2 separate regions of the Homo sapiens genome follow, and region 2 is linked to region 1. Evidence: chromatin loops called from intact Hi-C (ENCODE). Cell type or tissue: breast epithelium. All regions are shown on one strand. Each heading gives the region's core, and the rest is flanking DNA. Links, peaks and the distances in the headings are about the cores only.

Region 1 (8,392 bases), core at 1,594-6,593:
GGCCAGGCTGGTCTCGAACTCCTGACCTCAAGTGACCTGCCTGCCTCAGCTTCCCAAAGTGCTGGGATTACAAGTGTGAGCCACCGCACCCAGCCTCCTTCTCTTCTAAATCTACCTCATACATTTCCTGTGTTGTTCCATCATCTTCAAAACTGAAGTCTTCCATGACTGAGAACTGCCCATCAAGTGCCCCAATGATGTGGAGAGGCTTTGTTTCGTCCCCTAACGGGGTGGGATCAGAATGTGTTCTGGAAGCCTCTGGGCCTCCATGTGGCCTGCTGGAGATGCGGGTTTCCCTGCCCCAAGGCACTGATCCCAGGAACCCACAGGTGCCCCAGAGAAAGGACCTGAAGTTGCTAAGAGGGACACAGATGCTGCCAGATTTGTGTCTGGGAGGAGCGGCTCCTAATAGGTGACAATTATTCCTAGACTTTCCAACTGCTCACATTGGGTAAGACTTTCAAAGCCAATTATTTTATAAGCAAAGCATTCATAACTTTGGAACCCATCATTAGCATCACAGAGAAGGGAGGACACTAAGGATTGCGATGTCTAGCAAATGCAAATATGGGATGCCCATTGAAACCTGAATTTCAGATTAAAAAATCATTTTTATAAGTATGTTCCAAATGGTACACAAGACATACTTCAGCAACAACAACAAAAATCATTTTAGAATGAATTGATTTTGGGGTGAATTTTGACTTGTATTTCCTCATTTGAAATTCAAATTTAACTAGGCATCCTGTGTTTTATCCAGCTCTCCTCTCCAGGCACAACAAACATGACACAGCACCCTCATTAAGGGTGAGGGCTAATAAGCCTTGAGCCAGTTCCTTGCATTCCCTGACCTCTGTTTCCCAGCTATACACAGGACTGTAGTATCAGCACCTACTTCAGAAAGTGCTGTGTGGTGCTCGGCACCTCGTGAGTACTCAACAAATATTTACCGTCACTATTGTTATCGTGAATCAAGAATCCAGCTCTTCAGAGAGTTAACTAAGCCCTAGTCACGTTTCACATTGCCACGCACAGACACACATGTCTCTGAAGAGTGGAGGCTTCCGAATGGCTGGCTGGCCCTGTGGGCATGTGTCATCCTTGAAGGAGACCTCTCAGCCTCCTCCTACAGGGGCTGAGTCTCTGCTGAGATTCAGAGACGTCCTACTTGGTACGGCGAGGAGCTGCTTTATGACCACTGCAAAATCCAGAATTTTCCAGCTCCTGTCTCCCCATTGGTTCCATCTCATTTCCAATTCCCAGTGGCCTTGTTTGGACAAATATGATTCAGGTAGATTCCCATTGATTGTCTAGTTCAATGAAGAAAGCCCATTTCCTATTTTGCCTACAAACTGACAATAATTTTTTTTACTTGCCCAGAATTGTCTGATAATAAGAGGAAAGTCTATCCAAAAACAAATGTTTCTTTAAATAGGTGGCATTAATTAATGTACCCGTTAAATGGATGGTTTAACTAACAGCATCTAAATTTACTCATTGTCTCACAGAACCTAAACTTTGTGAGAAAAGTTGGCTTCTAGACAATTGCAACATATCTATGTCAATTATAAACTATTATATTCAACTAAGGTTGTTCAACTATAAGGATTTTCACCAGAAACCTCTGAGTTGTTAAAATATAATAGCGTAGTAACACTTACAATTGGATTTATGGACATTCCTTTTCTCTATAAAATGTGGACATTTTATAGCTCTGCCAATCTTAAAAGAAAAAGACCACTGATGTCTGTGTCGCACATAGCTAAAGAGATTAATGTAAGTCCTGATTAGCAAAGGTTCCCTGCTGGCCCACGGGGAGAAAAGGCATGGGGGCCTGAGGTGATGTGGCTGTCACACCAATGGTTCAATCTGAGCAGAGCCTCCCGAAGCAGGTCACCAGGACCTCTGTTCGAGGCGCTAAGGACGACTGCAACAGGCCCTCATCTCAGAGGTCACACGTCGTCAGGCATGACATCTGGGGTAATAAATCCTTTGGAAGTTGTAGCAATGGATTTTTGTTTTTGTTATTTTTTATCCAAGAGCAAACCCCAAATAGCCTGAGCCATGAGAGTTGTACAACTACAGAGCAAAGCATGGGACCTGTGAAGTTCTCCAGGCCTGGCACCACATTCTGGCCCTGTTAGTTACTGCCTGCAATCTCTGTCTCATTTGCTTCACCTGTAAATTGAGGGTAACATTACCTTGCAGGCCTGGGAGGCTTCAACGTGATGTCTGTAAAGCATCAAGCACGAGGTCAGGCGTGATGCAGCTGTGCAGTTGATGGGAGGGAGGCATTGGCATCAATATTTATCACAAATATCTAAATGTCTCACTTTTATCATAACCCCGGACATCTCTACAGATCCTAATTTGGCAGCTGCCCTTCTTATCCTAATGCCACATGAGAACTGGGGTAGAACAGTACATTCTGCCTCTGGAGGGTTTGTTTCTGGGGTTCACTTTTGTGTCCAGACATTGGATATCCTTTGAACATGGATAAAGCAAATATGAAGCCAGTGTTGTGGGATGGGTGTGTGAGGCCCTGGCAAGGCAGACCCATTGCCCAGCACCTTTGTGCTCCCCTTCCCACAGTACCTGTTCTCAGGCCCTTTCACAGAGAATGAAGGTTTTGCCATCTGTTCTGCCTCGGGTACCTCACAGACCCAAGCACCTGCAGGGAGGAAGTACCAAGATGCCCTCAGTATGTCTCTTGTTGGCTGAGTCTGCCCAGAAAAGTCAATGCATAGCAGTCAGTTCCAAGCCCAGCTGTTCTGTTCACCAGCTGTGTGACCTTGAACAAGCCTTGGTTTCCCCCTCTGCAAAATGGGCATAAGAATACCTACCTTGGTGAGTTGATGTGGAGTTAGGTGAACAACATAGTTAGAAGGAATACGTGTCCATGTTTACCTGTGATGGCCCAAGTTACGCCTGTTGTCGGGGCACGTGTATTATAGTGTCCCTTCTCACTCCAAATGTATCTCAGTGTGGATGATAGTTACCACCCCCTGCCCCCCCACACACACACTCAACAACTGTATTTTGCTTTTGTTGCTGATAATGATTAATGATTATAATCACAATCATGTCACTGTTATTCCTAGCAGCTCAGTGTGACTGAAGTACCTAGTACCAAAAAATCCTTATTTACGTTATACTTCCATGTAATTAAAAGCTTCTTGTATTTCCAATTAGAAAATAGTGTAATCTTTTTTTTTTTTTTGAGAGACAGAGTCTTGCTCTGTTACCCAGGCTGGAGTGCAGTGACGTGATCTTGGCTCACTACAACCTCTACCTCCCGGGTTCAAGCAATTCTCCTGCCTCAGCTTCCCAAGTAGCTGGGACTACAGGCCTGTGCCACCACGCTCAGCTAATTTTCATATTTTTTAGTAGAGATGAGGTTTCGCTATATGTTGGCCAGGCTGGTCTCGAACTCCTGACTCAGGTGATCCACCTGCCTTGGCCTCCCAAAGTGCTGGGATTACAGGCGTGAGCCACCATGCCTGGCCAAAATATTGTAATTTACATGGAGCAAAAATGTGCAGTGGCTCACGCCTGTAATCCCAGCACTTTGGGAGGCCAAGGCAGGCAGATTATCTGAGGTCAGGAGTTCGAGACCAGCCTGACCAACATGGAGAAACCCTGTCTCTACTAAAAATACAAAATTAGCTGGGCATGGTGGTGCATTCCTGTAATCCCAGCTACTAAGGAGGCTGAGGCAGGAGGATCACTTGAACCCTGGAGGCAGAAGTTGTGGTGAGCCAAGATCGCGCCATTGCACTCCAGCCTGGTCAACAAGAGCGAAACTCCGTTTCAAAAAAAAAAAAAAAGTTCCAAATGCACAGGCTTTTCTGTTTTCCTATGATAACTTCATAAATTTGAGGTATTTATTTTTCTTCCTTGTAGAAAGCTATGGGACTGATTATTTTTTCTCAGTAACCTTTGCTCTCTTCTGGGTAAACTTTAGTTCATCTTTTCAAAGATCACAATGTATTTAGGACATTCATTAGGTAACTAATGGTTAGCCTTTTATAGTGATTATTATAAAAGTGCATTCATCTTAATCAGTTTTCTTATAAAAAATATTCTCACTCTCATGGTTTTACTAATTAAACATTGTTTTATTAATGTACCAGGATTTGTTTGCTGACATCCCTGATTCTTGAGCTCAGAGTTGGAAAGATGAGCACCAAGAAAACAGGAGAAACAGAAAAATATTCTCCTTAATTGTCATGTGGGATTTCAGGCAAAACCACAGTGCATGGGAAGTTATAGGGAAAAGGCCTCAAGAACTGAAGATTCAGGGTGTGCATGTGGATGAGAAGCCCTTTGGGGGTACCTCATGGATCATCTTTCAAAATCTGGAATTTTCTGTTTGGCCCCAAGGCAATGTCCTCTGGCCTTCTGCCGGGGTCACCCTGGTGGCCTGGCTAAGTTCCAGGCAGGGAGGGAGGCCACCTCCCTGACCTACGAAGCCCCCTGGGCTTTTGATATACATTCAACATTCCAAATGGTCAAAACCAAAGGCATCATTAATAAAGGATGCGTCGGAAGGAACATTTGAAGCAGTGTGATGCGTTTCACATGACGGTCAGGAGAGAAGATTTATGATCCCGGAGGATAAGCCCTTTTCCTGGAGTTACTCAGACCTAACAGTTTCTTGAGGCTGAAACAACAGATCTATCACAAGCTGTGATTTATGTAGAAGGCTCTGATGGAATACATCTTGGCAGGGGCGAAATTGAGAGCTTTCGAGCTCTGTAACAGTTGGGAAACAAATGGCCAAGCCTCAGCAGGCTGACTTGTGCCTGCCTGGAGTTTGCTTTTTAATCTTTATGGGAATTCTTTGAAGTTCGAAGTGGGCTTTGCTGTTGTAGGAAAGGCTGTAGCTCATCCTCATTGGCTAGGGCGAAGTTTTATCTTCCCAATTTCATTACAGTGTTTTGCACAAAGTAGTCACTTAAATACTGCTGGGATGGAGTGAGGATTGGGACCCTTAGCAGGAACAACTAAGACATGTCTACAGAGGGCACATCAGTGTGTGATTTAGGGAGTTTCACTATCTTCTCTGTAATCTCTCAGACTGTTTTAAAAGAAGCAAGCTGTGAGCAAAAGCTTTTTAACACCAAATGGCAAAGCAAACCCTCGAAAGGGGAAAACAAAAGGCCACAGTCATATGACTTGGGGAAAGGGAATATTGCTGCCTCCCTGGGGTGGGTTCATGGCTATGACAATAATACAGATGTCTTCAAGGAATGCAAGCATAAAGCCTTTAGCCAGAAAACAAGGGCAACTCGTGAGCTCTCACTAGTCAAAATATTGATGCCATTTGCGAATACCATGAACCTTGGCTAACACCCCTGATTTTTTTGTGCTGTTTACACAAGTCCTTAAAGCTGTTGTTGTGCCGGGGGTGACAAATACACAATTTACTGTCACTGGTACACATTCTGCTTTTGAAAAATGGCTTATTTTTCATTGCAGGCTTCAGTTTTGCATTTGAACTGAGTCTTTGTCTTCCTCATTGAGTTCTGCCCTCCACCTTCCAATGGATGTGCCTGCTCTCTTCTCCTGCACCTTTCCAGTTTCCTCCTGGCCTCAGTTTACCTATCATGTATCACTTTTTATATAAAGGTTTTCCTAATGGCCTAGTCCTTGGTTAGCACACTTCCCTCACAGATTCCCACACAGAACCTAAGCCCTTGATTACTCTATTAAGGGCTGTGATTTCGGGGGGGCCCTGAGCTGAACTACAAATTCCTCAAGGGGAAGGCCCTGTCCTGTGGCCTCCCCCAGATATTTAACATGGATTGAAACCCTGAGTTATGGAAGGGCAGCCAGAGCCAGGGAGAGGCCACAGGAAAGAGGAAGGCACCATGGGATTGTCCCTGTGCCGAGGATGTACCTCCTTCCCCCACCACCCCTGTCAGTAGTGCTGGTGGGGAGTGTTATCCCTGCATGCCAGAAAGGGAAAGGCCATCCAGGCCGTACAGCCAGTACCTTCAGGAGCAGAGCTGGTTTGGACCCAGGTAGACCAGAACCACAGCTGAGTGCCCCTCACAGAAGTCACAGATGTGAGCAGGAAGTGTGGGTATGGGGAGGCTGGCCTGGACAGATGGGTGTGGTCAGACAAGCTAGAGGACCTCCAAAGCCAGCCCCAGGGGCTTGGACCAGGTGCCATGGGAAAATGGGTGTCAGAGAAGGCTTTGGGACAGGAAAATGGCCCAGCGAGGGGCTGACTCTCCCAGGTGGATGAGAGTCACCAAGGTGAGGGTAAGGGATGAGGCGTGGAGGCCTGGGAGGCGAGCAGCCGAGTGGCATCCTAATCCAGCCAGCGGGCGTGAGAGGTGGGCTGGGCCGAGGGTCCCATTCCAGAAAGCTGCTATTCTAGAGTCAAAAATGGTCTGTGCATAGCCACCTGTGATTAACTAGGACTCCAAGCTGAGTCATAATGAACATCATAGATACTCTTCTCAAAAACGTTTGCTCTCATTAGTGGCCCAATTTCTTCATTTTCTAAAAATTTGGTGCTTTTTCCCATGAAACAAATGCACACAGAAACTCAATCACTGCAAAAGGGTACTGTCAATCAGTGAATCTTCCTCTGACCATCTACTCCCACACCCTCCAGAATCTTCTTTTAGAGGCAGCCACTGCTTCCAGTCTCTCATATACATTTCCAGAGACAGCCCATGCATATATTAACACGGCTGTGTTCTGCTACTGCTTATAATGATGGTGATGAGAATAGTAGCAAATATTTATATAATAGGTACTATATGTCAGGCACCATTCTAAGTGCTTTATAAATGTTATCTCAGAGGAGCACCTTGTAGCAACCCTACAGGGTAGAAACTCTTACCCTCCCCCACGTTACAGATAGAGAAACAGAGGGAGGGGAGGGACTTGACTAACTCACGTGGCTAATGAAGGGTCGAGCCAGGATGTGACCACATAATCCTTGTCATTCTGCATCTGGTGTTCTGCGCATACGACCACGGCCAACAATCATTCCTTAGTAGCTGTAAGCTTCTTCCTTCTTGTTTTAATGCTCACACAGAATGCCACATGTTCAATGAACCCTCATTCATCTAACCAGCTTCTTATTGATGCTTCTTGTTGCATTATAGTGGTTTCCAGTGTCCTGATTTTAGCCATATTTTTGAAGTGATTTATTGGGTCACGTTATAAAATTGTACTTTTGTAATCAGTATGTTATTTTCTACAGAGTGGTAGCAAAACCTTTGCTAAGCCTGGAATTCATCTCAGTTTGGAAAGCTGCTTTCTAATAGAAGGAACTTGCTTTAATTTGCTTTTGCTATGTCTATGGAAGGTCAAGTCAGCAGATGGTCCCTGCTTTAAGGGGTAAACCAAACAAGAGTTCGTTCTAGCATTTTGGCAGGGAAATTTTCAAGGACATTGTTAAAACACCTGCTTGGTGCTTCAGTCTGAATGCTTTTGGCATCACTGGGAGCTTTTTGAAATATGTATTTTCACTTATAACAGTAATTAGTTTTAGTCACATGGAGATTTAAGGATAAGAATATTCAGTTTTGTGTTGATGGGTAATTTAGCCTGTGCATATTTTTATACCCCAAAATTGTTCTGCAAGCCTCATAGAGAAAGTGGTTTGGGTATATTCAGTGGGTGGCTTAGTTATTTCAACAAGTTGGCAAATTCTAGCATATAATTTCAAAGAGTTCCATTTGAAACAAATGTTTGATCAATTATTAGCTTCTTGTTTTCCTGCTTGTCTTGCTAAAACACTCAATTAAAAATTGTTCAACAGATTCCTTCTGGCATATAATCTGGGGATCATCTCTCAAATTTCTTAGGCTGAAATTAGATAAAACGAGTGTGTTCTATCTAAAGAACGAACCATATGCACATCCCCTCATGGATGATCTAAATTTATGTTGTCAAGTGAAAACGAAAACCTATAGCATTTTATTGTTTATAAAATTCTGGTTTATGATGCTTTTGCCAGAACACAAATAAGGTTACTATATTTAGTAGATCTTGGAGCTAAGCCCTCTCCTAAAAGAATGGGTACATTCCTTCTACAGGTATTTATTGAGCACTTATTATCTGCTCAACACTGTGCTGGATACGACAGGAAAGAAATTGTGAACCAAATGTGAGTCTTGTAGAGCTCTTGGAAGGCTTCGAAGGGTGGGGGTGCACTTACTAAAGATCCCTCCCACAATTCTATGAATGTAGTAAAAACCACCAAATTATGTGCATTCAAAGGCTGTGTTTTATGGTATGTGAAGCATATCTCAATAATGCTGTTATTTAGAAAAAAAAAGTTACTCTGACTGCATGAGAGAGAATACACAAAAGGCAGGTGGTAGGACCAAGCTCAGGAGTCCAGACACATTCTTAAGCATTTAAT
Region 2 (7,044 bases), core at 1,377-6,376, 160 kb before region 1:
AAAGGGTAAGTTTTGTTTTTTCCTATACATTCCTTATTCATTCTACTTCCTTTATTTTTCTTGTTTCATTGGGTAGCATATCCATTACAATGATAAACAAAAGGATTAGCCAGGCCCAGTGACTCATACCTGTAATCTCAGCACTTTGAGAGGCTGGGGGGTGGGGAGGGGGGATTACTTGAGCCCAGAAATTTGAGACCAGCCTGAGCAACATAAGGACACCCCATTTCTACAAAAAAAAAAAAGTCATATATGTGGCATGCACCTGTAGTCCCAGCTACGCAGGGAGGCTAAGGTGGGAGGATTGCTTGAGCCCAGGAGGTCGAGGCTGCTGTGATCTTGCACTGCACTCCAGCCTGGGAGACACAGTGAGACCCTGACCCTGTCTCAAAAAAGAAAGAAAAAAAAAAAAGAAGAAGAAGAAGTGATTGCTAGTCTCCTTGTTTTTTTTTTTTTTAACTTTAATGAAAATAACTAACTTTTGCTATCTTTACACCTTTCTTTTCTTTCTTCTATTGTTGTAGGATTATTTATACCTACTCTTTCCCAGTTCTGTTAATTTAGAGGTTACATATTCTGTTTCCACAGTTTTAGTAGTACCATTAAATTTTTAACATTTGCATTTCAGACACAGAGTCCAAAGGTAGTCAGTAACTTTGGCCTCCTCCCAAACAATTACAAGCTAACCATGGTTTAGTGCCCTTCATTGTGCCTCCTGTTTTTTTATTATTGTCTAGAATTTTAGTTCTGCCATTTTGAAACCCATCTCTCATCAAAAAAGATAGTGGGGAAATACTAGGCTTTGTTCTGTGCTGAGCAGTCCAGGCTTATGCTGATTTATCCAATGCAACTAGTTTCCTTTCTTTCCTTTCTTTTTCTTTCTTTCTTTCTTTTTTTTTTTTTAACCATGGCTTCTTGCAAACCACTTCCACTTCTGGATCCAGTCGCTTCTTATTGAAGTAGTCTTCATTGAAGGTCTCTGAGTAGCAAATTCCCTATATTTGTTTGCCTGGAAAATGTTTTTCTTTTTCATGAATGTTAGTCTAGGTATGTATGGATAACCAAACCAGAGGTTGGCGATTTTTTTCTTTTAGCAGATATTACCTGTTGTATCCTTGCGTCTCCTGTTGTTGTTAAGGAGTCTTTCATTTAATGACTGTGCCTTTGCACTAAACCTGCCTTTTTCTCTGGTTACTTTTAAGGTAGTTCTTTGGTGGTGGTGGTGGAGTGTGTGTGTTTGTGTATGTGTAGTTCTGTATTTTATTCGTGTGTTTTTATATGGTTTTATATTAAATTTGTGTATTTCTGGCCTTGTGGTGCTTCTTGAATCCAATCAATTATTTAAAAAAATGTAGCAAGCATCTCTTTAATTACTGCCTTGCCGTTTTTGCTTCATCACTTCCTTTGGAACTTTTGTTATATGTAGTTGGGCCTTATAATTCAGTCCTCCTGTTTTTAGCTTCTCTTCATCTCTTTATCACTCTTTGCTTTATATTCTGGGTGATGTCTACAAGTCTAAATTTCAGTTTACCAATTCTCTCTTGAGCTGTGTCTAAATGCTGTTTAAACTGTCTATTGACTTCACATTTTTCAATATCTTTACTTTTTCACGTATGGAAGCTTTGTTTTGCTCTTTTTCAAACTTGCCTGATCTTCTTAAAATGTAATATTTTAAAATTATCTTTTATTATCTTTTCTTTGTATTCTTACATGTCTTTAATAATTTGGGATTTATATATTGTTATCCATTTCAGGTTATTATTTAAAGTTCTTAGGATGCTGATTCTGTATTACTGTGGATTATCTCTTCCAATGCCTTGCAATTTTAAATTGTGAGTTCATTTTCAGCTTTTTTCCCTCCACTGCTACCCTCTCCATGGGAGTCCTATGTACCCTGGATTAGAAGAGTTCCTGTGGAGCAGAGTCTGTTTACTCATGACAGATGCCTCAGGGATTTCCCTTGTCTAAGCCCAGTTATTGTGGGAATTTTACACCACATGGCTATTCTAATTTTGGTCTCCATACCCATGTGGCAAAGGCTTGAAGTTTCTATTTCTCTTGCGAAACTCCCTAACCCTCACCAGATCTCTGGGGAGACATGTCACTTTGAAGTTTCCCTGTGGCATTTGGTAGAGGTTTTCTAGCCCTGGTGACTTGGGAAGGGCAGCCTGTCTGGGCTTGGTTTTATTCAAGGATCTAGCTAGAGTTCTCTGACTTGTGTGTTCAAGATCATACCTCCTGTTACTGAACTCATGGTTTCCAGGCTGAAGTCCTATGTCTGCCAGGCCTTTGGGATTCCATGACTTTGGCAGTGGGTGGATGCTCTGGCTAGGAATTCCTTAATTCCCTGATAATTTCCTTTCCCTTCTTTCTAGTTCAGTTATGTAGGTTGTCACATTTTATTTAACATTTTTCTGTGTTTGTAGTAGAAAGGCTTTCTAGCTGTGTCAACTCAGTCCACTGTGTTTTCAGAACTAGACATCTCTGATAATGATTCTTTGGGTCTTTTAGTCAACACATTTGTTGGCTGCCTATTGTAATCCCAGATTTGTGCCAGGAACTGGGGATACAGTGTTGAGAAGAACAGACACCCTCATTTCATGGCCTCTAGAGCGAGTGGATCATAAAAATGTACAGAAAATAAGTTGAACCCGCTTGGCAGCTTGATTCTCAACTTCCAGTACTCCAAACACTCAGTCAGAAAAGTCAGTCAGCTGCTTTCCTGCTGGCATGTTAGTCTTGGCCTTGGCAGCTGCAGGGGTGAGATGTGCTAATGATGGGGCCAAGCTGAGCTTTGGGGGTGAAGCCATCAGCTGTTCCCATCTCCCTCTGGCGGAGGCAAAATGAGAACAGCTGGGAAGCAAGGCCAACATCCACTCCCAGAAGCCGCTCCTCTGCCAGCAGAGGTGTCAACAGAATTCCAGTCATGTGAGCCTTCCAGGAGTGTATAGTGAATTCATTCCATACTTAAACATTCTAGTATACAAAGAAGATTGTACAATGGAGTAAGCCAACAATGGAGACACTCATTTGTATATTTTTGTAACCTTCAGAATGAATGCTATGATTCCATATAGATTGATTTCTCCACTAATTTATCTACAGGAAAATCAGACGCCTGATTTGCCACTAAAATTTGGACATGTCAGATTTAGTCTATTCAATTCACTAAGCTTTACTTCCAGTTTCTTAGTAGGGAGAGTCTGCTCCTTGGAGCATAATTTATTCAGCTGCAATAGATGGTACTCTTGAAACTTTTTTCTCACATACTTTAGTCTCTTTTCTGTTTCTTGTCTCTGCTCTCCTTTAAAAAGGTGATTATCATCCTTCTTTCTCCCTCAGTGCTGCTGAAGACTAAGCCATTGGTTATAGAGGCTCAGTGAGAAAGCAATTTCAAAAGAGGGAGGCAGAAAGGGCTGGGATAGGATATGGTCTGTAAAGCTAAATCAAGACAACTGTTTTCAAGCACAAAAGCTCCTAGTAGAAGCATCTGCTTCTCTTATGGACTTCAGTGACATAAAATAATGAGATTTCTTCAGCTTATCTCCCCTGATGTTACTTCCTTATGGATTTAGTGGGTCAAGAGTGCTGTGTGTTCTGGCGTTGTAGTTATAAAATTGACAGGTGGCTTGGATCATGGCCAGAATTCTGGACTTGGAGTGAGAAGTGGCTCTGAGTTCTGGCTTGGCCTCTTTATGGCTGTGTGACCTTGAGGAACCCACTAAATCTTTCTGAACTTAGTTTATTTGTCAACAATGAGCAAGGATGCAGCCTACCTCCCTGGGTTGTGGTGAATTCCAAATGAGGGAGAGGTTGGGGAATGTGTTTTGTAATTTAAGGTCTTCTCTTTTGATGGTACAGGGGGCACATGGTATCACTGTTCATATGTTCATTCAGTGCTGAGGTTTGTCCTCATGCCTTGAACGGCACAAGTTCTCAGCATCCATGAGCCACCGTCCCCTTCTGCTCATGGTAGATGGGTATCCAAGTTAATCCCAAAGCTTGACAGAGGGGGTGGCAGAGAATTGGGAGAGGAAGGCAGTTTCTATTCGTTTTTCTCCTACCTTAAATCTCATGTTTCCATCTTTGTTGTTTATCAGTCTACCATTAGGGGCATCTCTGTTAACCAGGACTATTTGAGATTGTGTTAATAATGTGAACTCTTTCAAATATCATTTACTTATAGCACACAAAATGGTCACCAGTTTCCTTCTTCTCTGCTATATGGGACTCACTGTGGGCTAGGCATAAGGGCTGTAGAGAATGAATGGTAGCAGATGCCCAGGCCAGGGGCATGAATTTTCCTAGCCTTCAGCTTCCACTGGCTTTTTGAGAAAGAGATGTGGGAGGGAGGATAAGCGTAGAATGGCAAGGCAAATAAAATTTAACATGCCTCTCAGGGTATTGGGTTGGCATGAATAAGAATTGCTGCAGAAATAGGAACCTCACATTTGTGGGTGAAGCAGACACATAAGCTCTTGACTTATATCTTAATTACCAGTTAGAGCAGGTGATTGCAGCAGTAAAGCCCGTTAAGCACTCTACATCCTTGTGGCTCTAAACAGTACACATTTAGAACATCCAGAATCTGACAGAAATGTTCCACTCTAAGACCAAATATTGGTGGTGTTTTCCCAATTTACAGCAAAACGTAAGTGAATGGAAAGATCTCTCCCACACTACTAAGATTGTTCATCTGAATCTTTCTGAAACTAAGTTGCAGCTACCATTATCTTCTGACTTGCACAGCAGCAAATGAATTTTCTAAAATGTTTACTCAGTTCAGTGCATGATCAGACAACACCCAAGGGCTCCTGGTGACAGGTTTATCTGTGTACCTGGAAAACAATCACATTTCTGAGTGGTAATTGCTCTTTCTTCATAGGATAGAATTGAGGAATTCCATAAAGGGATTTTGCCTGTGTGGTTTCTGTGCTAGCACTGGTTCAGTAGCTTCTCATACATTCTCACCATGCCCTGGGAGGCAGGCACTATGACCACTCTTTCTTCCAGATAGGAAAGCCAAGGCTAGGACATTCAGCTTGTGCAGTTATACAGCTACAAGGTGACGCAGCTGAGATTATGCACATGAATTACTGCACAAATAGGGAATATACTAGAAATGGGACTTACACGAATAACTAATAGTGATGACACCGGCATTTAACAAAACATTCAGCAGACTCTCGACTAATCCCTTTACATGAATTATGTGGTTAAAATATCCCTATGGCCCTTAGAGGTATGGGCCATTATTATTTCCATTTTACAGATGAAGAAACTAAGGCATAGAGAACTCATGATTTGCCTTAGCCCTTGCATCTTATAAGAGGCTGAGCCAGGATTGAACTAGGCAGTTGATTTTCAGGGCCCACATGCTAAACCACTGGGCTGCCAAGGGAGGACCTATGATGTCCAGGAACTCTTCCATACTCCAGACCCTTTGCAGCTATCTCAGCTTGTGTTTATCTTGGGACATTGGGATTTGAGGAGAGAACCTAGGAAGACACTGAGATAGAACAATACTTGAGTCTTTAGCTGTGTGAATCCCAGGAACTTGTCCTGTGGGCTCTGACCTGCAAGGACTGGCAGGAAAAACAGGACTGGAGACCCATTTGCAGGGCCTGGTATCTCTGACCTTTCATTTTCGCATCAAAGGAACATGTGGACTTACCAGCTAAAATTTATTCTTCCTGAAGGAGAAACTTACTGTTTAATAATTAAGTATACTATCTTCTGTTTCCTCTCACAAATAAAATGCAGGACTCAACCTAATAACTGCTACCTATGATGGCTGTAGAAAATACTTGTAAACATGATAAATGCACATGCATGAGTGCATTTGTTATTTATTGCTGTATGACAAATTGCCACAACTTAGTGGCTTACTATCACACCTGTGTACAATCTCACAGCTTTTGTGGGTTACGAATCTAGGCACAACTTATCTGGGTCCTCTAATTCAGCTTCTTTCACTGGTTTCAGTCAAGATGTTAGCCAGGACTGGATCTCATTCAAAGGCTCAACTGGGAAGGATCTGCTTTCAAGCTCACAGAAACATGGCAGAATTCAGTCCCTTGAGTTGTTGAACTGAAGGTTTCAGTTCCTAGCTGGTTCCCATTTTCCTAATCAGTATTCTCTCCAATATAGAAGCTTGCTTCATCAAGGCCTGCAGACTGAGAAGGCAATATAATCTGCAAATAAGACAGAATCACAAGTTGTATAATCCAATCATGGTCTGTGAATATTGCTATAGTCTACTGGTTAAAAACAAGTCACTAAGTCTCTTAACCTAGTGACTTGCTTAATTCTAACCCTACCAGGGTTACATATGAGAGTGAATACCAGGAGGCGGGGGCACTGGGAACCATCTCAACAGTCTAGCACAGTGAGTTAATTAGATAATCAGCATTGTAAATACCAGGAATGGCTTTGACAGGTGAAAGCGTCTGTTTTCAGAGGTGTCCACTCACTATGTACAAGTCCTGGAGCTGGCAGCAGCATCTGATTGGTAAGGTGGCTCTGTTTCTGCATTTTTGTTGCTTAGCTGTTTCATGTCCTTTTACTGCAGTGTCTTCATTGCCTTTGCCTGACAGTTCTTTTCCCACTCTCACTCCAACACTTGGCTGAACTCCTCCTTGGCTTAGACTTCACTTCCTCACAGGCAGCCGGTTCTTGGTCCTTCCCACCCAACCCCAGTCAAGGAAAGGTCCCCCTGCTAAATGTTCTCAAAATGCTATGTCTCTGTCAGAGCACTTATCACATTCTAATCAACGGTTTGTCTTCTAGGTTAGAATTTAAGCTCTGTGGTGACAGAGACCACATCCATCTTATTCTCTGTTGGGTCCCCCGTGCCTAGCACATCACAGCTGCTCAATAAATATTGGCATGATGAGTAAATAGTCCCACTTGGTGTGCTGCTTTTTCATTTCAACAAATGTGATTCACTAAAGCTCTACTCTTAAATTTTTTGTGTTTGTACAACCTTTCATGTAAATGAATTTTCACATTTGGAAAGTCTTTTTGAAAAAAAATACCATGTAT

What was found. Hi-C counts contacts between places; a loop is a spot of excess contacts. Peaks named below come from ENCODE experiments on the same cell type or tissue, not always from the same donor. Only the 100,000 strongest peaks of a DNase experiment are listed, where the experiment ranks them.
Region 2: a loop joins it to region 1, with 8 times the contacts of the local background. A loop is called at or near these places in 1 of 110 quality-filtered maps.

Annotation. Positions count from the first base shown.
Region 1 is chr10:126,212,805-126,221,196 of GRCh38, reverse strand. The region is part of intron 3 of ADAM12 (ADAM metallopeptidase domain 12); the gene reads left to right. Among named protein-coding and RNA genes, the nearest start is that of ADAM12, 170 kb to the left of the region's middle. In breast epithelium, for the core only: no CTCF peak of the experiment used is centred there; no DNase peak of the experiment used is centred there; H3K4me3 peaks cover 278 bases; H3K27ac peaks cover 3,020 bases.
Region 2 is chr10:126,369,111-126,376,154 of GRCh38, reverse strand. All of the region lies in intron 1 of ADAM12 (ADAM metallopeptidase domain 12), which reads left to right. Among named protein-coding and RNA genes, the nearest start is that of ADAM12, 16 kb to the left of the region's middle. In breast epithelium, for the core only: no CTCF peak of the experiment used is centred there; no DNase peak of the experiment used is centred there; H3K27ac peaks cover 92 bases.